Regions from separate parts of the Homo sapiens genome. Here region 2 is linked to region 1. The links are chromatin loops, found by intact Hi-C in ENCODE. Cell type or tissue: heart left ventricle. All regions are shown on one strand. Links, peaks and the distances in the headings refer to the core of each region. The heading gives the core; the rest is flanking DNA. Region 1 overlaps SCN10A (sodium voltage-gated channel alpha subunit 10). Region 2 has its middle 38 kb from the start of EXOG.

What was found. Hi-C counts contacts between places; a loop is a spot of excess contacts. Peaks named below come from ENCODE experiments on the same cell type or tissue, not always from the same donor. Only the 100,000 strongest peaks of a DNase experiment are listed, where the experiment ranks them.
Region 2: it touches region 1 in a loop (2.6-fold over the local background); 6 of 110 quality-filtered maps call a loop at or near these places.

What each region holds. Positions count from the first base shown.
Region 1 is chr3:38,720,091-38,736,323 of GRCh38, forward strand. It overlaps SCN10A (sodium voltage-gated channel alpha subunit 10), which reads right to left. Exons shown (of 28, transcript NM_006514.4): 16 at 8,452-8,811; 17 at 6,516-6,962; 18 at 5,084-5,224; 19 at 3,340-3,463; 20 at 2,168-2,322. Among named protein-coding and RNA genes, the nearest start is that of SCN5A, 79 kb to the left of the region's middle. RefSeq lists an enhancer at 2,046-6,826. In heart left ventricle, for the core only: no CTCF peak of the experiment used is centred there; DNase peaks (open chromatin) are centred at 4,123 and 5,885; H3K27ac peaks cover 3,163 bases.
Region 2 is chr3:38,528,024-38,541,315 of GRCh38, forward strand. No RefSeq gene overlaps it. Among named protein-coding and RNA genes, the nearest start is that of EXOG, 38 kb to the left of the region's middle. RefSeq lists an enhancer at 3,373-6,518. In heart left ventricle, for the core only: a CTCF peak has its summit at 784; a DNase peak (open chromatin) is centred at 5,488; H3K27ac peaks cover 4,185 bases.

The DNA of each region.
Region 1 (16,233 bases), core at 1,622-9,621:
TCCATGGGATCAGCTGAAGCCGGATTTCAACTGAACCCACATCTTTTCTCAGCTTCCGATTCTGTGTCTAGGACGAGGACTAAGATGGGAGATTATCCAACGTCTCTAAGGGAGTACACACAGGGAATATTCAATGTGTATTAGAAGTAAACATAGAGATTGGTTGAGTAAATTATAAAGGAATATGTTATAGCCATTAAATGAGATAATATGAGACTATTTACTGAGAAAAATGTACTGAGGTTATAGAATGCATAAATGTGGTTTTATTTTTGTAATATGTGTATATTTTATGCATAAGCAAGATGAGAAAGAGGTATACCAGCATGTTTTCAAGTGAGTTTCTCTTTGAGTGATAGGGAAATGGATGATTTTTTTTTCTTTACCTTTTTCTATAATTTCCAAGTATTTTTTTGGTACTTTACTTTGTCAGATGAAAATGCATGTTATTTTTAAAAGGTACTCAAAGTGAAAGCCTAAAGAAGGCTAAATTTGGTGCCAGCCTGTTCAGTCCCAGGGGAAGGAGATGGGAGGGAAGGGAGAGCTGCAGGGGGCGGGCTGGGCTGGCGCAGTGCTGCAGGTCTGAGCTTCCTCCTGGGAATGTGGGGGGTGGACCGGGGTGTGAAGAGAAGGGGGCTAGAGAGAGAAGGGAGGGAGCAAGGGAGAGCAGAGAAGCAAAATGAGGAGAGAAGGCCCACAAGCCAATGACGTAGTGAGGAGAGCACCTGGCCAACAGCACATGTGGTTATTACTTTAATCCAGCAGGACTGGAAGGAGAAGAGCATAGGTGTGGAGAAAGCACTGCCCAGCCCTCTCTTGCCCCTGCAATTTGGCCTCTACACTGTGCTGAGGTCCGTGTGGACAATCACTGCCCTGTGCCAGGGCACTGGGCACCTGCAGCCGCTGTCACACAGTTCCCCCTCCACCCAGGATGGCAGACCAGTCCCTGCCCCGAAACTCTCTTCTCCCTTGGCTTTGCGTCATTGCCACCCTAGTTTTCCTCCCACCTCTCAGATCCTGCCTCGTCCCGCACCTGTGCTCCTCCCTAAAGCTGAGGCCATGCACCGAGCAGTTTTGTCACCCTTCCTGGACAATCTGGCATTTAGATGGAGGCCTAGATATTTAGTAGGTTGTTTTTAGAGAGTAAATGACACATGAGGCGCAAGATGAGTGAAAACACTGCAGCCGTGAATCGGAAGAGCGGGACTGTAGTCCTAGCCCTTCAACTAATTAGCTGCCACCCTGAACTCTCTATTCCCAGCCCTTCAACTAATTACCTGAAGCCCCTCATGCCTTTGGGCTTTGACTTCCTCATTTAGAAAATGCAAACAACTGAGGATGTTAAGTTCCTTCCTGTGTCTATGTCTACCTTGGTCTATTGGCGGAGTAGTTGAGATTGTGTAAGGAGCTTAAGCCACAGTACAGAGAGAACCTTCCTTCTTTGCTCTACAAAGCCCAGTATTCAGCCAGGGCCTTAGAGATGTCTCCCAACTCTGAATCTCTATTCCCATAAGGCCTTGTTATTCAAAGTGTGGGTCACTGAGGGCAGTGCAAGCATCACCTGGGAGCTTGTTAGAAATGCAAATTCTCAGGCCCTGCCACAGATTTATGGAATGAGAATCTGCATTTGAACAAGCTCCTGGGAGATTAAATTTTGAGAAGTGCTATTGTAATGATTTTCTGTGAGCTTTAAAGGAGTAATTAGTAGCATTTGGAAGTGGTTTGATAAGGAAAGATAGTCCTTTTTGTATTGTAGGCCTTCAGAGAAGGCCGTGTGTTGGGGAGGTCAGAGGGTGGGAAGCCAGGGGCTTCGGGATTAAATAAGGGCAAAGCTGGGTTTTGCTACTGACAAGTTGGGTGACCTTGGACAAGCCTTTTAAACATTTTGAGTGTCAGTTTCCCCATCTATATAGTGGGAGGCATACACTCACTCACTCAAATGCTTGCAGCCAGGTTTGGCAGGCCATGGCACGGGCACCTTGAACACCTCCCATGCTCTGCTGCTAAGAGGGGCCCTCGCCCTGGGCTGCAGCTCTCCTTCTAGTGACAAGGTTGGGGACTTTCAGCTCAGTAGTCAGGAGAACCCACTGATGCAGCTCCAGGGCCTTTGGATTGTAGGAGATTCCTATCTGGAGGATTTGGGGGCAGGGACTATGCCTCCCCTTACCAGAGATCCACTGCTGAGCAGGATCATGAAGATGATGAAGCTCTCAAACCAGCTGTGCTCCACGATACGGTAGCAAGTCTTGCGCACCTGCCAGCCCACATCCCATGGACTCTTGGTGGTATCCAGTTTGCAGCAGGGACAGTGGCGAATGCATCCTGTGGGGAGAGGTGACTGATGGTGGGTGATGGCCAGTGGGCAAAGGGGATAATTTCTGCTCCTGCTGCAGAGAAACCATTCTGCTAGGAAACCCACTTGTCATGCCCTTGGAAAAAAATTCTTTCCTGGAATATGGGTGAAGAGGGGTCCCTTCCAGGGAGTCCCTCAATCCAGACCAACAGGTGTTCCTCTCCATCATCAGTCTTGCCCACTCTGATGTTTTTCCTAGCCATATCCTTCTTACAGATGACACCAGTGGTCCCTGTCCTTCTGCCCACCTATACCTGGAAAACAGACAAGCTACGGCGTATGAGCCTGGGGGTGCCTGAGGGGGATATGCTCCAAGCCCAAGCTGAACTGAGGGCCACGACGTGGCTGGGATGGGGATTGGGTCCAGCCCAGCTCAGCCCAGCCCAGGGTCAAATAAAACTATTAATAAAAACTCAAGTATTTAAAAAATTTTTCTTTGTATTTTTAGAAAGCATTGAGGCCACAATTCCCTTTATAGAATGGACTCTTGATTCATTCATTGCACAAATATTTATTGAGAATGTAATGTGCCTCACTGTTCTAAACACTGAGAGGAAAGATGACTAAGACACAGGTTCTGCTTTTGAGAGCTAAACAAAAGATTGAGGGAAGCAGATACATCATGGCCTTCCTCTGGGTCCTTCATGGTCCAAATCAAGAGTTTTCAGTGGTGTTTATGGTGGTGACTACGTTTCCCCCTTTCAACTCAAGAGGGCTGGTTTAGAACTCACGGAGGGGTTTTTGAGGGTAAAGAGGAAGGCCCACGTCTCTCCGTAGTGTCTGATAGGGCATGAGATGCAGATACCACGGCCAGGCTGCTGCCACCTGGGGCATGTGTGTCTGATGCGGGCGCCCTCAAGCCTGGGAGTGAGGCAGCAAGTGGGCACAGCTTGTTTGTCTTCTGTGGATCCCAGGTGAGTGTTCGCTCAACTGGATTCTGGCCCTAATTAACATCAGTGTGAGGGGGCCTGTGGCTGTCCCTTCACCTTCTGTGAAGCAGTCATCTGGTTCTTCCAGGTCATCTGCCAGCTCAGGGATCTTCCTCAGGATTTCCTCAGGATCTAGGCAGTCCACCGTGCTGCCCTCAGAGGAGCTTGTGTCGTCCACTCCCTGCAGGGGAGAAGCCCAGGGCAGTGAACTCGTCTCTCCGCGGGGCCCGGGGAATTGCACACGGTCACTGCAGGTTCAACTGCACCCATGTTTGGTGCCTCGCCAGCTGAGGCCTGGAACACTGCTCTTCTCCCTGGAGCCCCAGAGGCTTAGCTGTGTGAGACTGTAAACCTTCGGGGCCCCTGATGGAGTGCTGGCAATGGCCCGAGACACCGTAATTACACCCATAACGACTCTCAGCATTCACTGGGCTTGAATATTTAATCATGGAGTAATGCTGCAGGGGCCTGCTGCCCTCCTGGCAGCTCCAGCCCTATAATGTCTCCAGATGAATTCAATTAGGGGTTGAAGTTGCTCTCATATTAGTAAACCTGATAGCTTTGCTAATGGACCCAAATGGTGGGGCGGGTCCCCATTTGTCGCTGTCAGGCCCCTCCTGCCTAGCCGGGGTCATGGACAAGAAAACAAAAACAAAAAACCAACACCCAGAAGTTGTGTACTGAAAACATTGAGTAGGGACAACTAGCCAGGGGAGTCCTTGGAACATTTGGGAAGAAGCATGACATCCACGTGCAGAATGTGACAGCCCTCACCCAGTGGGAACCAAGCGGCTTCTGTTCACCCACAGCCCCCAAATCCCGTCCCAGCCCTCCCTCTTATCTTACCCTGCTGTGGTCAGCCTTGCCTAGGGCACACAGCCAGTAGCTGACATTCTTCAAGCTGAAGGGCTTGATAACTTTGGGGATGAATTATGACTTCCTTATCTCTGTTGAGCCCAGTGCCTGTCACAAAGTCAGCACTCAGTGGCTAGGTGTCAAATTAAATTCTTGAATTGAAGGCAGTGTTATTAAAGATGCTAAACTTTTATAGATGCCTCTTTCCCTATAGCTTGTTTCCTTCAAGATTTGTAAGTGAAACCACATTTATTTTTACCTTGTATAAGACAATCCTAAACCTCTAATCTTCCAGCTCAGTCTCTGTGAGGCTGTCACTTCACTACTCACCTATAGAGAGCCTCTCCCTAGCCCCAGGCTACTTTTGCCTAGAGAAAATGATGTGGACAAAAGAAAGTGGGGGAGAATCACAAGGGAAAACTTCTTCATCTGTGAGCACCTCCAACTCTTATTTGCTGGCTCTGAAAGATATTTGACTTTCTTTGTGCGTTGTCTTTCGTTTCCTTTTTTCTTGGCTGTCATTTCCTGGGCACTTACTTTGTCTCAGGCAGGACCTAAACATTTGACAAGCAGCATCTCATTTAAGCTTCAAAATAATCCTACCAAGTAGGCATTACCATTCAGTTTCATAGATGAATAAATGGCGGCTCAGAGAGGTTTGGGAACTGATCTTAGGTCCCACAGCTTGTGGAGTCTCACTCTTTCTTTCTATACCTAGAACCACCCTGGAGTGAGATTGTGGCAATGGTATATGGTGAAAGTTGAAATTGTGCGGATTAGCCGGAGGTTGGGAGGGACTTTAAAAATTCCCAGGATAAGAAATGAGGTTATGTGATTGAGTGCAGTCTGGAATACCCCACCTTCACCGCCACCCTCCAGCCTCTACCAGCCCACTGCTCAGTGTCTGGCTGGCTGTCCAACCTCTCCAGGAAGCTGACATACCTACCTCAGCAGGGACCTGAGGAACAGACTCATCTTTCCACGTCTCACCCAGGGATGGAGCCAGGTCCTCAGAAGATGTTCCAGTGCCTGGGCTCCTGGGTGTCAGGTGGTCCCCACACCTCTCGACTTGCTGCAGCTGCTCCTGCTAGTGAGAGAGGGTCCCAACTGGGTGCCTGGCCCCACCCTTAGATGACCAGTTCTAAATTTGAAGGGATCTTGCACATCACAGGCTGCCAGAGCCAAGAGTTTCATATATGCAACTCATGTACATACATATATACATACACGTGTGTGAAGTGAGCATGAAGACTATAGCTAGATAGACCTATGTTTTATCCTTGGGCTCCATTAATTATAAGATGTGTGACCTTAGGCAAGTTGTTTAACCTCTCTAATCTTCATTTTTCCCAGCTTCAAAATTGAAAAGGCTAGATCTGCATCATTCAGCTGTTTTGATGACTAAATATGTTAGCGCTTGTAAAACACTTTGCACGAAGTGCTTGGCTCAATAGATTTTAGCCATGACCATTGTTATTTGTCCAGAGGTCAAAATTGTAGGGAACTTGGCCACCTGGAGCTCCCTAAGAGCCCCAAAGTAACTGAAAATGCTTCTGAGTGGCAGACAGCTGTCACAGAGTTCATGCTCTCTGCTGTTACCTAGACAAAGGCATGTAAAATATGGCAGCTGATAACAGCAGCTGCTGGAACACAAGTGACGACTGCAGGGAAGAAGGCTATGGGAGAGCTACAGACTCAAAGCACAGCTTTTCTGGACCACTTAGTAACCTGGCCAGCAGCCCTGCATGTTCCTGAGGCCTCACAGGGTTCCCTGCCTTCCCACGTTGGGCAGAGGTGAATGCCCTGAGTTACTGAGAAGAGGTTAGCGAGGGTTGATATACCAGCTTAAGGTAGTAAGGAATAGTGCCAAGTATTTAAAAATATATATTATCAAATGGCTCAAATGTGCTTTAAATTAGTTGGTGCCAAAAGGAGCGTGTCATTTCCCTGTGATACCACTTGTGGGGAAAAGCTGGCTAAATGAGTCACATAAGAATCAGGACTTCTTAGGATGCTGGTAAAGATTAGATGAGCCTTGCTCTTGGACAACATCCTGTTCTTAGAGAAATCTCATTAGCATCTCATGCACAGAGCCTGGGTTGGGCAGAGCGCATGGGACAGCTGTGTGAAAGACAATCCCCAAGCACCTCAAGGTGGCCTTTTGCTCACCTGCTGCCCCCCACTCCCTGTTTGTCTGCCTGGGGAATTCTGACTTTTTCTTCCAGGCCCTGCTCAAACGCCAACTCCTCTGGAAAGCTTGGCATGGTTTAAACTTCTTTATGTCAAGGTCTCCTCTGCATTTCCCTTTTGCCCTTTGTCACTCAAGCCCTGAAGCCCCTCCCCACTGCCTGTGGCTGTCCCTTGGGGATAACTCTTACCTGTCCTTTGGGGATCACTTCCTGCTGGAAGCTCTGAGCATCTTCCCCACCATCATCCTCCAAGTCATCAAGATCAGATTCACCCTCAGCAATGGGCACAGAGACCCACACAGTCGGATTAGCGATGAAGTCACTGTGCTCATCCCTGGGGCCTCTGGGAGCTTGGAGCCCTCCAGAGCTCCCCCTGGCAGTGTTGGCAGCAATGTGGTTCTCAGCCTTGGAGCTGGAGAGTGGGAGTTTCACCACCAGCTCAGGCTCTGCCTTGGGCTGGGGGAATGGGCAGGACCTGCTGAAGAAGCTGCAAAGAGCCTGTTTGGTACGATGGCCAAAGACCTGGATCCGTGCCAGGGCCACCTGCAGGTTGTTCACCTCCCCATCGTCCTCCGGGGCTGTGAGGTTGTCAGCACTGAAAGAGTTCAATAGCAGGGCGATGAACAGGTTAAGCACCTGAAGAGAAGGAATGGAAGGGAAGATTGATCAATCTCTAAGCTGAGCCCCACATTGGCCTACCGGGTTAGCAGCTGGCTGGCAAGACAGCCACGGCCTGGGCCTCTTCCTGCCCACCCGGGATGCTGTCCCTTTTGGGGGAATGGACTTTCTGAGAGCAGTTGAGGGAAAGTTTGGGGATGTCCTGGAGTGACCCGCCTCAGTGGACGAGGCTTGGAAGCATATTTTCCACCATAAAGGAGGAGCCCCCCGCTGAGCAGAGGGACATTTAGGGACAACAGAGAGAAGGCACCAGCCCTTCCTGCAACCACCCTCATGTGCCAAAGCCCTGGGCTCTGTTCCTGACTCTGGAATCCTGGGCACATCTTGCTGCTTCCAGTTCTTCACTTGAGAGCAGATGAAGAGCGGTTGTGAAGACAAAATGATATGAGAAATGTAAAAGTGCTCAGAGGGGTAAACTTCCTGTCTGAGGGTGAGGGGCATCTGTGGCTCTGCAGGGATGGTGGGCTCAGCCTGGAAGAACAGAGTTTCTGGGATGCAGGCAGAGGCATCCCTGGCTCAGGCACCAGGGTGGAAAAGACTAAAGAGTCTGGATTTGTTGTTGCTTCCCTTTTCTTGGTTTAGCTTTCTTCTGTCTATAAAACTCATGAGGAAAGAACCCAAGTTGGTTGATGTCCAGGGCAATAAGAAAGGGGCTTCTGGAAGACTGCATCCTCCCACACAACCAGTCAGTCCCAGGAGGGCAAGGACCCCACCATGACCAGAGTGGGTGGAGACAAGCTGAGGGCAGGGGGCCAGGCTGGGGCGGAGAAGGGGTATTGGGGCTTATTGGCAAGTGAGTCTCCAGAGGGGCTTCCTCCAAACATGGAGTAGATTTTGTTATTATTTCTGTGGCCTTGGATGTTGTCCGTGACCCATTGTGCCCCCTCCCTGCAGCCTCTCCCCCTGCTCCCAGCTAGGACCTGTGCAGCTTGGAGAAATCAGTCAGCTCTTACTTCCCTGAATAAAAATGTTTTCTGAGCCCCCTCAGATTGGGGAAGGACATTTTTCCTTTAACAGCTAATAGACACCGTTTATTGAGTTCCTGCCTCAGCCCAGACATTGCATTAGGCAATTTGCATATGTCATCTCCTGTCATTTAATTCTCCCAGTAAACCCATGAGTAAGCATTATTTTCTTGATTTTAAGGAAATTAGATCTTGAGGAGATTAAGTCTCTTGCCTGGGGTCACCCACCTAGTAAATGGTGGAGCAGAGATTCTACACCAGGTCTTTCTTTTCTAATCATATGTTCTCATTCCTGCAAGTCAGACTGCCTCCCAAGGCACACTTCTTGTAATGAATCCCACATGAATTTGAAAAGTTTGAAGACTTTTCAACCAGAGAAGTACAATCTGGGCATAAAAATGCAGATCAAAGCTTTTTCAGATAACCCAGAAGCCTTCTCCTTTCCCCAGGAGACAGTGCCCCCAGCAGGGTTCACCACTCACCACCAGGTTCCCTAGCACCATCACCGTCAAGAAAAGGATGAGGCATATGGATTTTTGGCCAACTTCCATGCAGGCCCACATGTTCTCAATCCACTCTCCACAGAGGATACGGAAGACAATGAGGAAAGAGTGGAAGAAGTCGTGCATGTGCCAGCGGGGCCAGTCTTCATGGGGCGCGGAGATATTTTTTCGGTTGTTACGGTAGTTTTCCCCTAGGAGCTGCTTGCCAACCAGAGCAAAGACAAAGACAATGATGGCCAGGATGATGGTGAGGTTCCCCAGTGCCCCCACTGAGTTTCCGATGATCTTGATGAGTGTGTTTAAGGTGGGCCAGGATTTGGCCAGCTTGAATACGCGCAGCTGCAGAGAAACAGAGACCGTCAGGTTTTGGTAGCTGTGCTCATTACCTTTCATCTAAAGTTTTGCCTGGAAACCAAAGATCTGGGAAAAACACAAGGCCTCTCATCCCATTAAACCAGGGCGTTTTCTGGACACTGCTTTTGGAGACCTTTCTTCCTATGCTATAAATTACTCAAAAATATGATCTGCCTTCTATGGTTCATAAGTATCAATGTGCTTCATTGACTGTGGCTGAGTCAGGGTCTTCTACTGGGGTGGTGGCCTTGCGATCTGTACTCTGTTCTATAGCCACAGGCCTGATCCCTCCTGAATATGGGCCTCTTCTGTGGAGGTGGGGTGGGTGTGATGGGGCTCACAAATAAGTGAGAACAAGCTTATTTATGACTGAAGAGAGACCAGCCTCCTTCGGGTAGGGGATGACCCACTGCATTCGATAGGTATTGGCAAAACATCTCTTAGGGCATTTCTCATCTTGGGGCAGTGGACAACATCTGTTGCTCCCACCAGCTTTGAAACTGCAAATGTCCATGATTTCATGGACTCAGCATTCATAAGTTGATTTAATTGACCAACGAACCTACCCCCCAGAACTCCAGCCGTGCAGGTGCATGGCAGTGTGCTAGCCTATGAGGTGTATGAAGAGAGGTGTGTGGGCTCTTGCTCTCATGGAACCAATGGTTTAGTTACTGAGAAAAGATGAAGTCTCAAAAGTCTTCACTGTAAACTCAAATATGCTAAGTCCCACAAGACAGCAAAATCATCAAGCATAAAAATGTATGTGTTTTAAAATATATTTGTATGGTTCTCTAATTTGTCAGGAAAAAAAATCTGAGCTCAACTGTCAGTCTGTCAGTCAAGGTGTGTTTATGGAGCACCTACTAAGAGCCAGGCTGTGGCTTAGGTGCTAGGATGCAATGCTGAACACAACAGTGTAGCTACAATTTTATCACCCATATCCGTGAGTAAATCCCACGGGAGGAGGTTTAATCCTGTTATACAGTAAGTGCTGTATGCACCTCTTTATGTGATGGGGGAGAGCGGGTCCACGTTCACCTTACACCCAATCTGGAAGTTACTCTCCTCATATGGGAAGCAGAGCTTAAAACAACAACTCTGTGGACTGGTCACAGAGGCAGCTGATAAACACAAATAAAAACTGAGCATTAGTAACTAGTATGGGGAGCAGGAAACGTAGTCCATGGCCTGCCGAAGGTTGTAAGCCTAGCAGGAATTTCTCCCTGCTTTAAGACTAGATCCCAAAGAGCTATACCCTTCATGTAAGGATGAACCACAAACAATCCCAGGAGAATGCAAGGAAAATTGAATGGCTGGTGTTAGGTACCAGCTACAGGAGGAAAATTGACGCTGAGCATTTGAAACAACAAAGTGGTGCTCATATAGGATTTTATCTGGAATTCACACTACCTAGGTATTTTAAGTTGAGAATTTAATTTAGAGCAATTCTACAAAGTGCTCTGCAGAATTAAATGCAAATACCTCTGGAGGAACCTGCCTTTATCTCAGGTTTCAAACTATTCCCTCAAAAATTGTTTAAGAGTTGCAGTAAAAAAACAAACAAAAACAGAAGGAATGAGTCATCAAGAGTGAATGAGATCTTGAAGAAACCACAGATGTGGAAATAGTCATTCCATTTCTTCAGATGATAGAATTATTAGTCAGAGATAACAGTATAATTAGATATAATATGTTAAAGAAATAAAATAATAACTTGAAACTATGTGCAGAGAATAAAAAAACTATAGATAACAATAACAAGTTGTGAAAAATACACTCTTAGAAATGAAAAATATAATACTTAAAATTAAAAATATTATGAAGAAGGTTTGCATCAGATTTGACACAGTTTGGGAGAGAATTAGTGAACTGAGGATATATCAGAATAAATTATTCAGAATGTAACCTAGAGAGACATAAGATGAAAAATAACAAAATAGTGTAAGAGACATAGAGGATAGAATGAGAGAGTTTAACATCTATCTAACCAAAGTCCAGAAGGAGAAAAAATAGAATGGCGTGGAGGCTATGACTGCCCACATCATGTCTGGGAACTTTCCAGAATTGAAGAAAATTACAAAACTAAAGATTCAAGAAGTCAGTATATCTTAAGCATTATAAATGGAAAGAAGTCCACACCTAGACATATTACAGTGAAACTGCAGAACACCAAAGATGGATAGAAGATTTAAAAAGCATCCAGAAAGGAAGGAATAACAGTTAAATTGAAAGCTGACTGCTCATTAGCAACAATGGAGGCTAATTGTTGGAATACTATCTTCACTGAAGGAAGATAAAGTATCAACTAGAATTTTACATTCATAAGAAATGTCTCTCAAAGACACGGGCAAACTGAAGAGCAAATTTCAGATAAACAAAGAGGTTATGGCCAGAAGGCACTTACTAAAAGAAATTCTAAAGGAGGTACTTCAGGTAGATAGAAAGTGATCCCAGAAGTAATATGTAATGTGTAATATACAAGAATGTGAAACTGTGCTCCAAAGGGTTGAAGAAATCAATAACTAAATTTTTAGGCTTACAGGATACCAGATAAGAAATAACTCACTGAAAATCTGAAACTCAAACTGTGTTCCAAAGAGTAAGAAATCAGTAACTTACAAAAATTCTTGAGTTTTTAGGATAGCAGATAGGTAAAGAAACAACTTGCTGAGACACTGAAACTCCCTCCCCTTGTGTGATGATGAAAAAACAGGCTGAAATCAATTGGAACCAGGATGGCCGACTGGAGTTTGTGCAGAATGAGCTTGCTGACGTCATGGACTGAATTTCCACTTCATATTGCATACTAACTCCCCCCAGATTTGCATATGCAACCCATGAGTAAGCATGAAGAGATAACTGTGCAGGCCCATGGACTCTCCAAACCTCCCCTTTCCTTCCACCAATCACCTGCAAATCCCGGTATCCACCCACTAAACATTTTCTAATAAAAATACTGCCTTGAAGACAGCACAGGGAGACAGATCTGAGCTTGACCTCCTGTCTTCTTGCCAGCCAGCTTGCAGTATTAAGCTTTTCTTTTCTCAAAAGCCTGGTGTCCTCGTCTTGGCTTCCAAAGTCATAGTATTGGCTTCTAGAGCATTGGGCAGTGAGCCCCCACTGGCTCTATAACAAAGGTATAAAGAGCAAGAAAGTGCTAAGCATGAGAGTGAATCTAAATAAACATTGAGTGGACACAACAACAATGTCTTGTGAGATGTGGAAGAGACTGGTCATATAGTCTCCATTCACTTTTCTCCTCCCAGACACAACGGAAGACTGTTTTCCAGTTTTGCTTGCAAATAGTTGGGGTCATGTTAGTGGGTTCTGTCTGGTGGAATGGAGATGGAGACAGAAGTAATATACATGACTTTTAGGCATAGCCTTAAACCCCCTGAACTTTTTCTTTCCCTTTCATGTTCACCATAAAGGTCACTAACTGAAGATGGTGACATCACGATATGGGATAATCCTAGATCCTTGAGGCGCTACTTGAAGTAGACACTCCCAGGAGAGCTTCCCAACAAGCACTGAATGTGCTGTGAGACATACATCTCTATTATGTTAACTCACAGATTTAGAGGGTATCACTGCAGCTAGTTGTACTTATCTTGAGTAATGGAGAAATTGCTTCATTGAAAAAAGGTATTGCCTTTTCAAAAGCATCAACTATGTGGCACTGGCTTAATGATCATGTGGTGGGCAACAAGGAAGCTGATAGGAGAAGGCTTGGAATGTCAATCTATGTTATTCAGTGACAAAAATATTGCTGGCAAAAATTTTGAGGCAGAGCACGAGCCTCATGAACCAGCAACCCTAGGGGAAGGGTTTATTAAACCTTAGTATTGTGGGTCAGTTGTAATTGGCTATGTTGGTCAAGACAGTACAAGAAAGAGATTAGCTCAGGAAAGATTTAGCTGGTTTATAAGAATAAAAGAAAATATAATCCAGAAGTTTAGAGCCTTGACGATTTAGGGAACTGTACTGCTTCTAGATTCCAGGCAGTGAGCAATGGGATTAAGTCTTCAAATGTTGAAGACTAGTTAAATTTTCCAATTAAATGAAACAACTCTTAGCAAAGCTTGTAGTAATGGTGTAGCCACTGTTTCTTGTGCAAGAGAAAGGCATGGGGAAAGGAAAGCAAAGAAATAAAGAACAATTGAGAACTTTGTCAAAGAAAGCACTTTGTGTGGCAATGAGAGGTCTGAAGCCATCTAAGTTTTTGAAGTAATTGTATTGTGAAATAAATCAAAATCCCTGACTGAAAAAGCCTTTCACTGTTTAAACCTTAAAACAAACCTTGGCTTTCCATTTTCCCACAAGCAGGAGGCAAACTTTGAAGTTATATTGGCCTCCTTCAGGCATGGCAAAGTCACTTCTTGGAGTCCCACCTAGAGCTGTCTGGCTTGCATTAGGCTATGATACGAGTGAGAAATAAACCTTTATTGGGGTCAGTTACTCAGTTTTAGAGATTGTCTGTATAATAGGTAGCTTTATTTTTCATTGATTAATAAAAATTTTTATAAACAAGATAAAATTAAAATACTTATCATTACAATAAATTGGGAAAGGATATCTGGAATGAAAAGTTGTCTTGGAGGAAGGTTAAAGATTTTAGCTAACTTTTGGCTTTGATTAAGTTAACTAATGGAGAGTTAATTTATGCTGTAATTTCTGCAGCCACGACCTCCTGGGCTCAAGTCATCCTCCCACCTCAGCCTCCCAAATAGCTGAGACTACAGACACGTGCCATCATGCCCAGCTAATTTCTTTCCTTTTCTTTTTTAAATTTAAAATTTATTTATTTATTTATTTATTTTTGAGATGGAGTTTTGCCCTTGTTGCCCAGGCTGGAGTGCAATGGTGCAATCTCAGCTCACCGCAACCTCCGCCTCCCGGGTTCAAGCAATTCTCCTCCCTCAGCCTCCCAAGTAGCTGGGATTAAAAGTATGCACCATCACACCTGGCTAATTTTGTATTTTTGGTAGAGATGGGTCTTCTCCATGTTGGTCAGGCTGGTCTCGAACTCCCGACCTCAGGTGATCCGCCTGCCTGCGCCTCCAACAGTGCTGGGATTACAGGCATTAACCACTGCCCCTGGCCTTCTTTTTATTGTTTTCAATGAGACGGAGTCTCGCTCTGTTGCCCAGGCTGGAGTGCAGTGGCATGATCTCAGCTCACTGCAACCTCTGTCTCTGGGATTCAAGCAATTCTCATGCCTCACCCTCCTGAGTAGCTGGGATTACAGGTGTGTGCCACCACACCCAGCTAATTTATATATTTTTAGTAGAGATGGGGTTTTCTCCTGTTGGCCAGGCTGGTCTCCAACTCCTGTCCTCAAGCAATCCTCCCACCTTGGCCTCCCAAAATTCTGGGATTACAGGCGTGAGCCACCCCACCTGGCCCCCTTGGCTTTAAAAAAAAAATGGCATAATCTTGGAACCTTGATACCAAAACCTGGCAAGGACAATGAAAGTCAGGAAAATTATAGATCAAATATTACTCATTGATATGGATAAAAAAATCTTAAGCAAATTTTTAGCAAACTAAATCTTCCAATGTATTAAAAAATGCATCACGATCAAGCTAGGTTTGAGCTGGGAATGTAAAGTTGATTTAACATTAGAAAATCAATTAATATAATTCACCACTTTAACAGATTGAAGGAGAAAATACATGATTATCTCAATACATGTAGAATAATTGTCTGATAAAATTAAACATCCATTCATGATAAATATTCTTGATAAAAGAGAACTTCCTGAACTGATAAAGATTTCTTATCTTTAAAAAAAGCCTGCCACAATTGTTAGAGGTGGTGAAATATTGAAAGGATTCTTTTTGGGATCAGAAAATTGATAAAGATACCTGTTATTAACACTTCTTTTCAACAGTGTACTGGATGTCCTAACTAGCACAGTGATCTAGTAAAAAGAACCTAATGGCATAAGGATTAGAAAAGAAGAAATTAGGCTGGGCGTGGGTGGCTCATGCCTGTAATCCCAGCACTTTAGGAGGCCAAGGCAGGCAGATCATGAGGTCAGGAGATCGAGACCATCCTGGCTAACACGGTGAAACCCCGTCTCTACTAAAAATACAAAGAATTAGCCAGGCATGGTGGTGGGTGCCTGTAGTCCCAGCTACTCAGGAGGCTGAGGCAGGAGAATGGCGTGAACCCGGGAGGTGGAGCTGGCAATGAGCCGAGATCACGCCACTGCACTCTAGCCTGGGTGACAGAGCGAGACTCTGTCTCAAAAAAAAAAAAAAAAAAAAGAAAGAAAAGAAGAAATTAAACTCATTGTTATTTTCACATGATGTGATTATGTTAGAAAATTTAAAACATTGTATAGATAAATTATTAGAATTAATAAGAGACATTTCTAGATACAAAAATGTTAAATATCAAAATGCTAGCCAAAAATGCCAGAAAAGAACATTTAAGAAGATATGCAAGATCCTATGGAGAAAATTATAAAAACCTCATGGAAACATTTTTAAACTTTATTGAAAGACTGGTATACAGCGTATACTATCTTCATAGATCAGAAGACTGAATTATGTAAAGATTATAAGTCTTCCCAAATTGACCTATCAATTACAGCAGTCCCTAATGGGAAAAACAATAGCAGTTTTGTGTGTATGTGGGTATGTAACTTGGCAAGATAATTCTAAAGTGAATATGAAAGTGTGCAGGCCAAGATATTCTTGAAGTAAATTAGGTGGATTACTTGATTTACAGACACAGATATATTTAAAGCTGCCATAATTAAGACTGATATTGGTGCCAGGATAGACCAATGGACTAACAGAGCAAATGGAGCAAGGCTTTAAGTGACGGGAGGAGAAGCAATGCTATTTTGGGAGAGAAGGAAGACAGACTTTTTATTTCTTCCTTTTTCCCTCCACCTTCCTCTCTTTCTTTCCTTCCTTCAATCAATCAACAGGTGTTTATTGAGTTCCTATGTATGTGCTGGGCCTTGTGCTAGGCCCTTGGGATAAAACGGTAGACAAGAAACTCTGGTTTTTGCCTCATGGGATAGCAGGACAATTGTAAATGCCAGGTTAATTTGATGAAGGAATCCAACTTTAGATAGTGTGGTTGGGGAGGTCCCCTCTAAGGAGGTGACAAGTGCATTGAACACAGAGTTTGAGAATAAGTGAGCTAAGTGAAGACTAAAGGAAAAGTATTCCAGGCACAGCGAAAAAAACTTCAAAGGCCCAAAGCCAAGAAGTTCTCTGTTATGTGTGAAGAAGAGAGAGTAGGCCTTTTTGGCTGGAGCAAAGTGGGCAAGACGGAGACTGGTGAACTGGCAGGTCCTGATTATGCAGAACTTTGTACACCATCATGAGGAGTCTGGATTTTATTCTCAGAGCAATGGGAAACCAGTGAAGTTATTTGTAACAAAT
Region 2 (13,292 bases), core at 671-8,670, 190 kb before region 1:
TTGTCTTTCCTTCAGACCTTTGATTAGAACTCTAGGCTGAGTTCTATACTTGGAATGACTCTGAATGTTACCATGTCACCTACCTGTGTCCCCTGGCCTCATCCTTGTGAGTACATAAGTGTCATTGATATCACCTCTGTGAATCGCAAACTTCCCATTAGCAGCCCATCCCTGAACCTAACCCTGCACCCAGGGTGCTGTTTGTTCCCTGCCCACCCCTTCATACCTTCACTCTGTGTGTCCTTCCCCGTCCTGGCACACTTCCAAGTGCCTTCTGTATCCTCACTATAGTTCATTCTGATGGATTTGGTCAGGGCTGGGCTCACATCAGGTGTGAAACTCCTGCTCCTGCCTGTCTCCATGCCTAGCCTCCATCTGGGATGCTTTCCTGGATGTCATCCTTCTTGGAGATTGTCTATCGGGGATCCAGTGTTCCTTTTTCCAGTCTAGCCCCACCTTCAGGGAGCAAACCTCAGGTCATTAGGGCCAAGCAAGATGGACTGCATTGACACAGGCCCCATGCAATTCAGGACAGTGGGGGTGCCGATGGGCTTTCCTACTCCTGAACATGCCAACTGTGGTCAAGGGGTGGACTGCCCCTGAGTGTGCCAAGTACCTCTAGGGGTCACTGTGGCCTAGTGTCACTGCAAGACTTAGTTTCAGCTGTGGCACCACCCCAGTATGGAACTTGCAGCTCTGTAAGCCACAAAGAACTCAGTCAGCCTCAGACATCAGGCACCAGGCACTCAGGCTGGATGGAATAGCAGAGGTTATCTTGTCCAGTGGGTCTCATGTTTGGCTCACATCAGAATAGCCTAACAGCTTAATAATGTTCCCCTAAACTTTGTTTTGAGAAATTTCAAGCCTACAGAAAAGTTGAAAGAAGAGTGCAATGATTGCCCCTCCCCCCAAATTTTGTCTCGTTTGCTTTCTCTTTTTTCCAAATTATTAAAAGCAATTTGCTGTTTTTTTTAAAAAAAGTAAATTATAGGCATGACACTTCACCTTTCTAATACTTCAGCTTATATTACCTAAGAATAAGAACATTCTTATTTTTTAATATAATTTTAAATTTTATTATAATTTTAAAATATCACATCTAAGAAAATTACCAGAATTTGATATCATCTAATAAACAATTCCTATTAAAATTGGCCCAGGTGTTCCAAAATGTTGTTTATGCAATTTTTTCCCTAAATATAGGTTTCACTCAAAGTTCATGTTGTTATAACTAGTCTCAATCTAGAATAATCTGCCTCAAAAAATAGATTCTCTAACTCTTCTTGAGGTTTTGATTCTGTAGATTTGGTGTGACGTTGGAATCAGTATTCTCTTTTTTTGAGAGAGAGTCTTGCTCTGTCACCCAGGCTGGAGTGCAGTGGCGCGATCTCAGCATACTGCCACCTGTGCCACCCGGGCTCAAGCGATTCTCCTGTCTCAGCCTCCTGAGTAGCTGGGACTACAGGTGTGTGCCACCACACCTGGCTAATTTATATATATTTTTAGTAGAGATGGAGTTTCACCATGTTGGCTAGGCTGGTCTTGAACTGGCCTCAAGTGATCCGCCCACCTTGGCCTCCCAAAGTGCTGGGATTACAGGCGTGAGCCACCACGCCAGCCTGGAATTTATATTTTCTAAACAAGTAACACTGATGATTCTGCTGATAAACCAGGGTTTCAAGCCAGACTGGCCCTCTACTATACCTCCACCCTCTCCCAATACATATAGCCACTAGACAGGAGTCCTTTGTCAGATAAGTGGTCTTTGAGCTTCCGAATATCTCTAAGGGAGTATGTTCTCCTATCCCTTTGGGCCCCCAGCTATGCAATTTTCTTTATAGTAGATCTTCATAAGATGAAGTTGAAACCTTCCCTTGTAATTCCTACCCATCAATGACAGGCCCAAACTGCCATTCCAGGCCACACAGAACTGGCTGGCACCTCCTTTCACCTGATAGTCCTTTTGAGATATGCAGCTTATAAAGACATGTGGCATCTCATGTCACGCTCAGGTGCTCATGAATTTCAGGCCCTTCACCATCATGATTTTTTATGCCTTCATGATGTGGCAGCCACATCTGAGCAAAGCATTCAGGACGCAGTGATAGCAGTGCTGAACTGAGTCCAGGGGATTGACCGCTCTTCTCAGGGACGCTCCACTTTTCACACTATATACCATTGCTTCCTGTGGAACTCGGTCCAACTAACTGCCTCAGGTCTTTTTCACATGATCGATCTGCTGTCAAATCACTTTCCCGTTATGCACTTACAGAGCCAATTTTTGGAGCACAAATGTGAGATTTTATGTGTGCCCAACTGTTAGGATTTCATCGTGTTACAGTTTCTACCCATCTTCAAGTGAGTTCACATTCTTGATGATCCCGATTTGGCCATCTGACATGGTTAGCTATGCATCCGAGCTTTGAGATAGCAGATTGAATAAACAAGCCTTCAATGCGTTTGTTAAAAGCATTGAACAAGACAGAGCCATGGAAGATCCCTCTGGTAGAAAACTCACTTTACATGGCAACCCACTTCACATACCCAGCAAGTTTCGTGTGATAATGTGCTCTGATGTTTTCTATTAAGTTCATTCCTGTTTGTTTGTTTGTTTGTTTACTTATAGAGACAGGGTCTCACTTTCTCACCCAGGCTGGAGTGCAGTGGTGCAATTGCAGTTCACTCTAACCTTGTACTCCTGGGCTCAAGCAATCCTCCTGCCTCAGCCTTCTGAGTAGCTAGGACTACAGGCATGTACCAGCATGCCTGGCTAATTAAAAACTTTTTTTTTCTGGAGATGAGTTCTCGCCGTGTTGCCCAGGCTGGTCTTGAACTCCTGGCCTCAAGCAATACTCTCACTTTGGCCTCCCTAAGTGCTGGGATTATGGGCTTGAGCCAAGTCACTGAGCCCATTTCTGTTTCTTTAGAAGGAAAAACACTGAATTGATTGCATTATGGAGAAATAAGTCTCCATCACAATTTGCCTGTGAGTCACTCTGGGATAGGGAGAGTGCCTGCCGCATCTCTGGGTCTACATGGCATGACTGGGCCAATGTTTGGATGCCAGCAGTGGGCAGGGAGGCTGCTGGGGAAACTTGGGGTCCCACATAATCATCTTTCCACTTGTCAGTGCGGGACAGTTGAGGACAACTGACTTCATCCTTCTGAATCAGGTTCCTCACCTGCAAGCAGGTTGAGAAGGACCTGCAGGATTGGTTGAGGATTGAATAAGATAACATGTGCAGTTTGGTAAGCTCTTAATAAATGGTAGCCAGTTACTGTGAATTCTTGAGAATGATTATTGGTGTCTGATGAAAGTCATCCTGATCTGAGAGAGTGAAGGACAGAGCCGGGCCTCAGTATGGTGTTAACCTGAGGTGGTGGAAGTGGTTCAATCTCTTCTCAAATCCTAAGACTGTGATGTGTTGCAACCAGCCCTTTGAGCATATCCGTGCTTTACAGTTTGCAGAGCGCTTTCCAGTTAGAGCTTATGCAGTCCACCATTTGAATCGGCGCGATTCATCCCATTTCACAAACGAAGCAACAAACTCTAGGAACTTACCAAGATTTTCCAGTTTCCAATCTAATGTTTACCCTCAACTCCCCCCTCAAGGTTGTTGCAGTTATTTTCATTTGCTTTCTTTTTTTTAATATATATATATATTTTTTATTATACTTTAAGTTCTAGGGTACATGTGCACAACGTGCAGGTTTGTTACATATGTATACATGTGCCATGTTGGTGTGCTGCACCCATTAACTTGTCATTTACATTAGGTGTATCTCCTAATGCTATCCCTCCCCCCTCCCCCCACCCCACAACAGGCCCTGGGGTGTGATGTTCCCCTTCCTGTGTCCAAGTGTTCTCATTGTTCGATTCCCACCTATGAGTGAGAACATGCGGTGTTTGGTTTTTTTGTCCTTGCGATAGTTTGCTGAGAATGATGGTTTCCAGCTTCATCCATGTTGCTTTCTAATTCGGTCATTCATGCATTTACCCATTTCAGCCCTACAGTGCCCTGCTAACTCTTTAGAGGCAGGAGGATAATGGAGTTGATTCTTTTCTGAGGCCCCTGCAGGGTTTTGCAAATAGTGAGTGACACTCAAGAGATGTTTTGGAGTTATGCAGCAAGTCAGAAACGTGGAGCTTATCCTGCTTGAGTCCTAATGTGCTCATTTCACTTGGGCAGGGGGCGCAGGGACACAGAAGGGTGGAGACCTGGGTCCTGCTATGTGGCTGTGATCAAGCCTGGGTCTTGAATAACACCCGGGTACTGAGCATTGCTGAACTCATGCCTGAACTCCCAGGGCACTTTCCCCGGGCACCCTATGTTAGGCTCTGCAGTCTCGTCTGTGGTCTGAGGCAGTCACCCTGGTGGGAAGATGGAAGCGTGGAGGTGGCAGTCAGAGTGCGCTGAGCAAGGGCTTTTGTGTGTTTGACCCTCGGAGAAGCAGAGCTAAAATTAGGTCTTCCAGCTGTGTGCAGGTGTGAAGCCCCACCCCCTTACCTACCCCCAACCAGGATCTCAGAATTATTCCCATCCTCTCCCTCCTCCAGCCCCAGTTACTCCACAGGCACAGGATGAAATGTCCTACCTCTGGTGATGCCCGGATAGAAAGATCTACCCAAATGTCCTTCAAGGCTGCAGGGGTGGGGGCAGTGACAGGCAGTGACCTTAAGTTTGCTGAGCCTCCCTAGCACCTTTGAGGTCTTGGTGCAACCGGGGCCCAACTGGCTCCTTCTTAGACCACCAGACAGGATGATGTTTTGGTTCCCTCCCTGCACACATGAAGGGACCCTGGCTTCTCCCACTAGCCTCTTGATTGATGTGCTCTGTGCCCCTACTCTGCCCACCACTTCAGAGAGAGCCTTTGACCCCTCGCCACCCATCACCATTCAGACACAGATGGAAGAGAGCTAGTCTGGGGGCAGAGATGGAAGAGCCCTGCCCTGGGGGGTCTTATCCAAGGCAGGTGGAGCCCAGGATGATATGATTTGATTGTGCTCTCTCTCCCTGCATGAGGCTAGAATAGGAACAGACTGGCCCTCCTCAGGGATAAATGTGCCCCTCACTCCTCCTTCACTATGGCCCTTGGAACCCTGCTCTCAGGGGTTCCCCAGCTGAGGCTCATACTCTTTCATGTTCTGGTCTGGGGTGAGAACCTGCCTTCTACTTCTGGCTCCTCGGTGTACCTGCGATAGGATCTTAGTTAAGTAGCCGCTCCTCACTCTTCAGTTCCTTTATCTGTAAAGTGAGGGGTTGGGGCTAGACAGTGTCCAGCATCCCTCCTCTTTGGTGTCTCTTAATTGTCCAGGGCAGAGCAATCCTTGGAGCAAGGCAGCCTGCTGCGGTGGTTTGCAGAAGAGGCACAGTGGGGCGGGCTGGAGGCCGCAGGGGCAGAGTGGGCCGAGGGCCTCTGATGAGGTGTGAATGAGGGAGGCAGAGCAGGGCTGGTGTGGACAGCCCTGTCCCAGCCCTATCTCCCGTCTGCGACACCCTCTCCACACCCCAGTGCTGATAAGCGGGTGTGAGCCACGGCCGCCTTGTGACAGGCCCTTCGGCAGGGAGGGTGATGGTGGGGGTCCACTCCACTTCTGAATTCAGACGTCAGCATCTTTTTCCCCCAACCCCCATTGCCCTGTCAGACTAGACAGGCCCTAGCAACCAGGCACCCTCCCTGACAGTCCCTGGCTTGGAGATTTGTTTCTGCTCCATGTGGCCTCAGCCTTCTCAGAGATGGTAGGAGACAGACCTCCCTCAGTCCTTTCTGGCAAAGTGCCAAGGAGGATGACCACCTCCCACCCCCATCAGGCCCGTTCCTGCAGTGACTGCTGATGCTGGGGCCTGGCACACACAGTGCTTCTTATCACTGGGCAAACTTCAATGGCTGATCCTTTTGTCTCCTCTCCTCACCCCATCTCCTCTATCGCTGTGACCATCAGCTTCCAGTCTTCCCCCTCCAGCTCCCTAGCTTTTGGGCCATTTCTGTGTCTGGGCCCACCTCTTTCCTCTAAGGCCACTGTTCACCAGAAGGCTGTGCCAGAAACCTCTTATTTCTGGATTCACTGGGATGGGGTGGAGGGAACGGAAAAGTCTTGGAGAAAGAGAGACAGAAACTTGGAGCTCTAGGGAAGGGGAAGGAGAAGACAAATAGGACCAAGCCAGAGGCTATAGGAAACCCTTCAGGGTGGAGGGTCTTGGCCCAGGTGTCTAGCCCCTAGGCTCTATGGCACTGAACTCTGAACTTCCTTCCATGCTCTAAAAGGCTCTCTTCTGTGTTCAGATCTGAAGACTATTTTGATTAGCAGGCTGCATCCATACTGCTCCGGGCAGTCCCACTGTATGTGTCTGTGGGGAAGGGTGTGCCTGTCCTCCTGTGTGCATTCCTGTCTATGGGTTCCATTCTCAGCCTCTGCATAGCTTAGGAGGCATCAGAGCATCCTGAGAGCACAGACTTGAGCCAGGCTTATTAGCCTGGGGTCATATCTTTGCCATCTTAACCAGGTGGGGGAGCTACAGCAAGTAGCGTAACTGCCCTGTGCCTTGGTTTCCCCATCTGTAAAATGAAGATGACAACATGGATGATAGATAATACCATATACCTTGTAGAACTGTTATAAGTACCAAATGAGCTAAAATAAGTAACGTGTTTTAAACCGTATCGGGTACAATGTAATTATTGGCCATTAGTAATATTTTTGTAAATTTTATTTTAATATAATTTCAAACTTAGATACGGAAAAGTTGCAAGAAATTCCCATATGCCCTTTATGCAGATTCAGCAATTGTTTATATTTTGCACATTTATTTTATCATTCTCTCTTTCCTCATATATATGTGTGTGCTTATGATGTACTCTGTATTCGTATCTACCATATATAGTATATATACACATACGCACATGCACACACATATTTTTTTCAGAGTCACGTGAGAATAAGTTGAATACATCATGCCTTTTTTGCCCTAAATACTTGTGTGTTTTGGTAAGGACAAGGATATTCTCTTACAAAACCATAGTATAGTTATTAAAATCAGAAAATCTAACATTGGTCTAATACTGTTATTGAATCCACAGTCCACGTGTATATTTCATCAGTTGTCTCATCATATCTTCTTTCTTTCTATTTCTTTCTTTCTTTCTTTCTTTTTTGAGATGGAGTCTTACTCTGCTGCCCAGGCTGGAGTGCAGTGGTGTGATCCTGGCTCATTGCAACCTCTGCCTTCTGGGTTCAAGCGATTCTCCTGCCTCAGCCTCCCAAGTAGCTGGGATTACAGGCATGCACCACCACAACCAGCTAATTTTTATATTTTTAGTAGAGATGGGGTTTCACCATGTTGGCCAGGCTGGTCTCGAACCCCTGGCCTCAGATGATTCACCCACCTCTGCCTCCCAAAGTACAGGCGTGAACTACCAAGCCTGGCCTATTTCTATTTCTTTTTCCTGTTCCAGGGCCACTCATTGTATTCAGTTTCCATGTCTCTTTCACCTCCTTTAATCTGGGAGAGTTCCTCAGCCTTTCTTTGTGTTTCTTGAATTTGACAATTTTGAAGCGTGCAGGCCAGTTATTTGAAGAATGATGTTGCTCAAATCCTGTTGGATGCGTCCTCATTATGACTTTCAGGTGATGTGTTTTGGGGATGATTGCTGAAGGTGATGTGTCTTTCTCAGAGTCTTACATCAGGAGGCACATTATGTCAACTTTTCCACTTGTTAGTGATATTATCTTTGATCACTTAGTTTAAGTGGTGTCTGTTCCCCCTCCTGTAGAATTACTATTTTCTCTTTCTAAGTAATAAGTAATTGTGGGGAGATAGTTTGAGACTATATTCCTCATCAAACTTATACCCACTAGTTTTTGCCCACTAATAATTTTTTACACCATCATTACTTCTAAACTTACTAGTTGGCCCATTCATACTGGCTCCTGTGTCTTTTGACATTTATCTTCATCCGTCTTTAAGCACTTTTTTGCTTTCTGGCACAATAAGATGTTCCAGGTTTTCTGGTGTTTTCCTGGCTCTAGCCCTGAATCAGCCATTTCATCAAGGAGCCCTGGTTCCTTTTAATGGAGAATGATATTTAGAAACCAAGATTTGGGTGCTGTAGGTGCTCATTCATATGGTGTGTTATTGCTTCCAGTTGGTCCTTTTTATTATCCATTCATTTGGATACAATGGTGAGGGCGCCACTGAAGAAAGTGTGGCTTAGGGATGGAAAGGGGGAAAGGAGCCAGATGACCTAGGTAGAGACTCCCCTCTCCCCCTCTAGCTCTCCAGGTCTTCCCCACTTTCTCTTTCCTCCCTTTCCCTCTTCATCATGACCTCATTTCCCTTTTCTTGATCAAAATTCCTCTGGAGATTCCAGCTGTGGGAACCTCTGAAACCACTTCTGCAGCTACACGTGTGATACCAGAGGCAGACAACTATGTGACCTTTGTGTGTGAAAAGCCAAAGGCAAAGACAATTTATGAGAAAGTTTTTGCTGAGAACAATCTGGTGACAGGGTGATTGGGGAAGACACATTTGGAAGATTTCCACCTGGACGTGTTCCTTTTCCCTGCCTGAAAAGCACTCAGAGCAGAGCCTGTGTGGAGGCTGGGATAGGGTGCTGTGGGAGGTCTGTTCTCCAGATAAGCCTCTTCAAGGCTCTGGGGACCAACGAGGAGGATTTAAGTGCCTGGTGAAGTCCACTCTCTGTGTCCACAAGTCACAGAGACAGTTTAAAATGAAATAACTGGAGTTCAATGAAAGCCACTTAAATAGCTTTCTTAGTTATGTAAATGTAGGGTGAAGAATGAGTGGCCTTGGTCCCCCACCTGGAGTTAGTTTATTGTTTTGAGACTAGATCCAAAGCCTCCTCTCCCTGAGATCTCTGGTATGCAAAGCTGGTCCCTGGAGGAAGCGCATCAGTTGACAGAGGGAGCCCAGAATCTCTGTGAGGGAAGAAAACACTATCCAACTGCTGCTCCTGGGATTTGAAGTGAAGAGAATTTGTTGGGATGAAGTGAGGTGGCCACAATAAAGGCGCTGGGCCATGGGGCTTCTGAAATGAGATTAATATGAGGAACACCTGAGTCTAGGGTGGTGCCCGGGGCTTACAACAAGAACCCACCTGTGTTTCCTGGGGTAAGGCTGTCCTTAGCATAGTGTGAGGCTAACTGCTGGGAGCTCTGGAGACTCTGCCATGCTGACATTGTGCCTGTGCTCCTGGCCAGGGACTGCCACCTAGATATGAGTCACAGTGGGGGGCCCCTGGGCTCCAGTTGACTTTGAGGAGTGATACTGTCCCTGTGAGGACGCTATGAGTGTCCTCAATAGTGATGTGGTAGTGCTGGTCAGACCCACAATCCCTATTTTCCTTGTTTTTTTGTGTGTTTTTTTTTGTTTTTTTTTTTTAAACACGAAAAAACAAACAAACAAAAACCTCAGAAAGTGAAAATCCCTAAAGGGAGGGACTGGACGTGTCATGTAAATTCTTGATTGGTTAACAGAAGAAATTAAAAGTGGATTGAGGGCACCTTTGTGCTCTGTGCCCAAGGGAAAGTTCAAACAGCTGCATTCACAGATACCAGAGACGCCAGTGTCTTCACCATCACCAGCGACGTGTGGGTGCTGCCTCAACAGGTATTGGGAACTTGCTCTTGTTTACAGCTTGGCTCCTCATGGTAGCTGTAGGAGGCAGGATCTGGGTGGATGGGACCTGGGATTCATTCTTAGAATAGGTCCCCAAATGGTCATCCATTTTGCTTGCCGAGGGCTCTGTGGGGCAGACGTAGGAGGCCTGAGGGGCTGCCTGGGAGGTGATCTGAGGAAGCCTCTTATGGCACTTTCATGGCTCTCCTAGCCAGAGACCAGAGACACCTCCTCTCCCACTTCTGAGCGCTCCATCTACCAATTTTGCATCCGAAATAGCTCCCAAGCTTCTCATTCTCTACTATCCCCATCCTGGTCCAAGCCACCCTCATCTCTCCCTATAGAGATCACCTGACTGGTTATTCTCCCTCATTGCACTTTGTACTCCCCTACCCCGCCATATAGTTTTGTAACTATAAACAGCCTTGTTTGTGGATTTGGAGGTGAATACCTGTTTTCCTAACTTGATTGTGAGCTACATGAGGACAGGGACCTTGTCTGGTTTTATCTATAAGATGCTCAATGTGTGGTTGCTAAACAAAGAGTGGACAGACGCCTCGGTTTCCCCAGCTGGTCCCTATGTAGGCTGATCTCACTTGATGGGAGTGAGTGAGTGAGGAAGGGGACCCTCTGGTTCTGGAGCCTCTCATCTGGCCCTGCTGCTCAGTATTCATTGATCCTTCAAATGTCAGTGTGTCCACAGGAGAGAAAGGGTGGCAGGTAGGGCTGGCAGAAGGCAGATGTGTGGCTTTATAGTGATCCTATGCTTGGGGCTGGGTGGGTTTCAGCTGGGGTGTGGGAGCAGAGAAATTGGCTTTGGGAGGCTCTGTGATGGGGGCCTTGCAGCAGGTGGGTGGTGAGGGCAGCATGGAGGTGGTGGCTGGCCTGGAAGGGAGGAGGACACTGGGTGGCTGGGGTGCCAAGAGAGTCCTGGTGGGGGCTGGTAGCTGGGAAGGCTGGGCAGGGCTGCCCGCAATCAAGAGGGTGACAATGAGTATGAAGAGTATGCTTAGTGGAAGTGAAGGCCTGGGAGGCTGGGAGGACCAGAGGTTCGTCTCCCCCAGCCGCGCCCTTGCTCCTTGCTCTCATCTTCCTCACCCTTCCTGCACCCTGGCCGCTTGGGACCTCCTCTTCTCCCTGATCTGGTCTTTCAGAAATCTCTGGCCTCTAACCTCTATAACCCCTTCCTCTCCCAGCCTCCCAGCCCTGTCCACTCCCCGAGTCACATCCCCACCAGCCCTCCTGCCCTGCCTGCAGCCTGGGCCCTGCTGAGCTGCCGTGCCCTTCTCTCATCACCTCCTCCTCGCTCCCTGTGGCACCTTGGCACCAGCCCCAGATCTGTGTGCACTGATTTCCCAACATTCCTGTCCTCCTTCCCACCCCACTGCCCCAAAGGGAGGGGCTCAAGGACTTGAGACGCTTCCCTTGGGGGGCCCAGCTTTCCCCCAGAGTCAGGGAGGGATGAAGGCAGGGCTGCTGGAGGGCTGGGCCCGCAGACCTGTGGAGCTGCCTAGTGGGAGGTAGAGGGCTGGAGTGGGAGAGCATGCGGAGCCACCGTGGGGGCAGGAGATGCAGCCCTGCAAGGCCACACTGCTCTCCCCAGCTTCCCACTGTCTATTGGTCTTGCCTGGTGTCACCTGCCCTTCCCAGCTCTGCCTCTGACTTCTGCATCTCCCCTGATCCTTTCAGTTTCTCATGGTCCTTCTTATGGGTGATTAAGGAGTTGGGCCCTAGGCCATTTCTGGAAGGCAGGAGTTGGAGGTGAGCTTCCTGTTGCCTTGTGTGTGTAACTCTAGAGTCCCGTAGGTGGGTGGCTGCTGGACGTGCCCTGGGAGGGGAAAGGGACCTGTAAGGGTGTGTCCATAAACAGAGCGATTCTAGAACTCAGGGATGCTACTGTGGACAGGACTTAGAGATTGTTCAGCCCCCACCCTCTTCCACAACCATTTATAGATGAAAACATTGGGCTTTAAGAGGGAAATAGGATTGACATGAACGAGTCACGTAGGGGTTAGTAATCATCATCACTGTCATCATACTAGACATTTATTAAGTGCTTACTATATTTGAGGGATCATTGTAAATTCTTTACAAATCTTAATTTTCATAGTCCTCACACTACCCTGGGAAGCAGCTGTTGTTATTTTCCCCATTTTACAGACAAGGGAACAGAGACTGGAACAGTGAGGTCAGTTTCCCCAGATCACACAGAAAGCCTGTGTCAGAGCAGTGGAAGTTTATCACACACAGGGAGGCTTGCTCCTTCCAATGATGATGTAAGCGTATAAGCATTGTTGAGAGCTCTTTAAAACAGTGGCAGACATTTCACCAAAGAAGATAGAGGAATAGCCAATAAGCACATGGAAAGATGCTCACATTATGGGCACGGTGGTGCATGCCTATAATCCTAGCACTTTGGGAGGCCGAGGCAGGAGGACTGCTTGAGCCCAGGAGTTTGAGACGAGCTTGGGCAACATAGCAACACCCCCATCTCTACAACATTTTTTTTTTAAATAGCTCATGCCTGTAGTCCCAGCTACTCAGGAGCCTCAGGTGGGAGGATCGCTTGAGTCTGGGAGTTCAAGGTTACAGTGAGCTATGATTGTGCCACTGCACTCCAGCCTGGGTGACAGAGTGAAACCCCATCTCTTAAAGAAGAAAAAGACATGCTCAACATCATTAGTCATCAGGGAAACCCAAATTAAAATTACAAGATACACCTACTCAAATGGCTAAAGTTAAAGGAAAAATAAGGCTGGAAATAATAAATGCTGGCATGGATATACAGCAACTGGAACTCTCATTGCTGATTGAAAAGCAAACAAATGCTTTGGAAAACATTTTGACAATTTCATATAAAGTTAAACATACACTATTAATATAACTCTGAAATTCAATTCCTAGGTCTTTACCCAAGAGATAAAAACATAGCCAGGTGTGGTGGCTTACGCCTATAATCCCAGCATGCCTGGGAGGCTGAGGCAGGCAGATCACTTGAGCTCAGGATTTCGAGACCAGCCTGCGCAACATGGTAAAACCCTGTCTCTACCAGAAATACAAAAAAATTATTTGGTATGTTGGTACATGTCTGTAGTCCCAGCTACTTGGGAGACTGAGGTGGGAGGATTGCTTGAGACTGGGAAGATGAGGTTGCAGTGAGTAGAGGTCATGCCAATGCACTCTAGTCTGAGTGACAGAGTGAGACTCTGTCTCAAACAAACAAACAAACAAAATCCAAAACACATAAGCCCACACAAACATCTATATACAAATGTTCATGGCAGCTTTATTCACAATAGCAAAAAATGGTAAACAACTCAAATGTCCATCAACTATTGAATGGAAAACTAACTGTGGTATGCTCATATAATGGGATACTGTTCAACAATAAAAAGGAACAACTGATACAGACAATGACATGGATGGATTTCTAATGCATTATGCTAAGTGAAAGCAGCCAGGCACCCAAGGCTACAAACGAAAATTCCTGCACTTATATGGACTCTCCAGAAAAGGCAAATCTATAGGAACAGAAAATCGATCAGTGATTGCCAGGAACAGCAGACTGACCATGAAGGAGATGAGACAACTTCTTGATGTGATGGAAATATTGTATATCTTAATTATGGTGATGGCTGTACTGCTTAAACATTT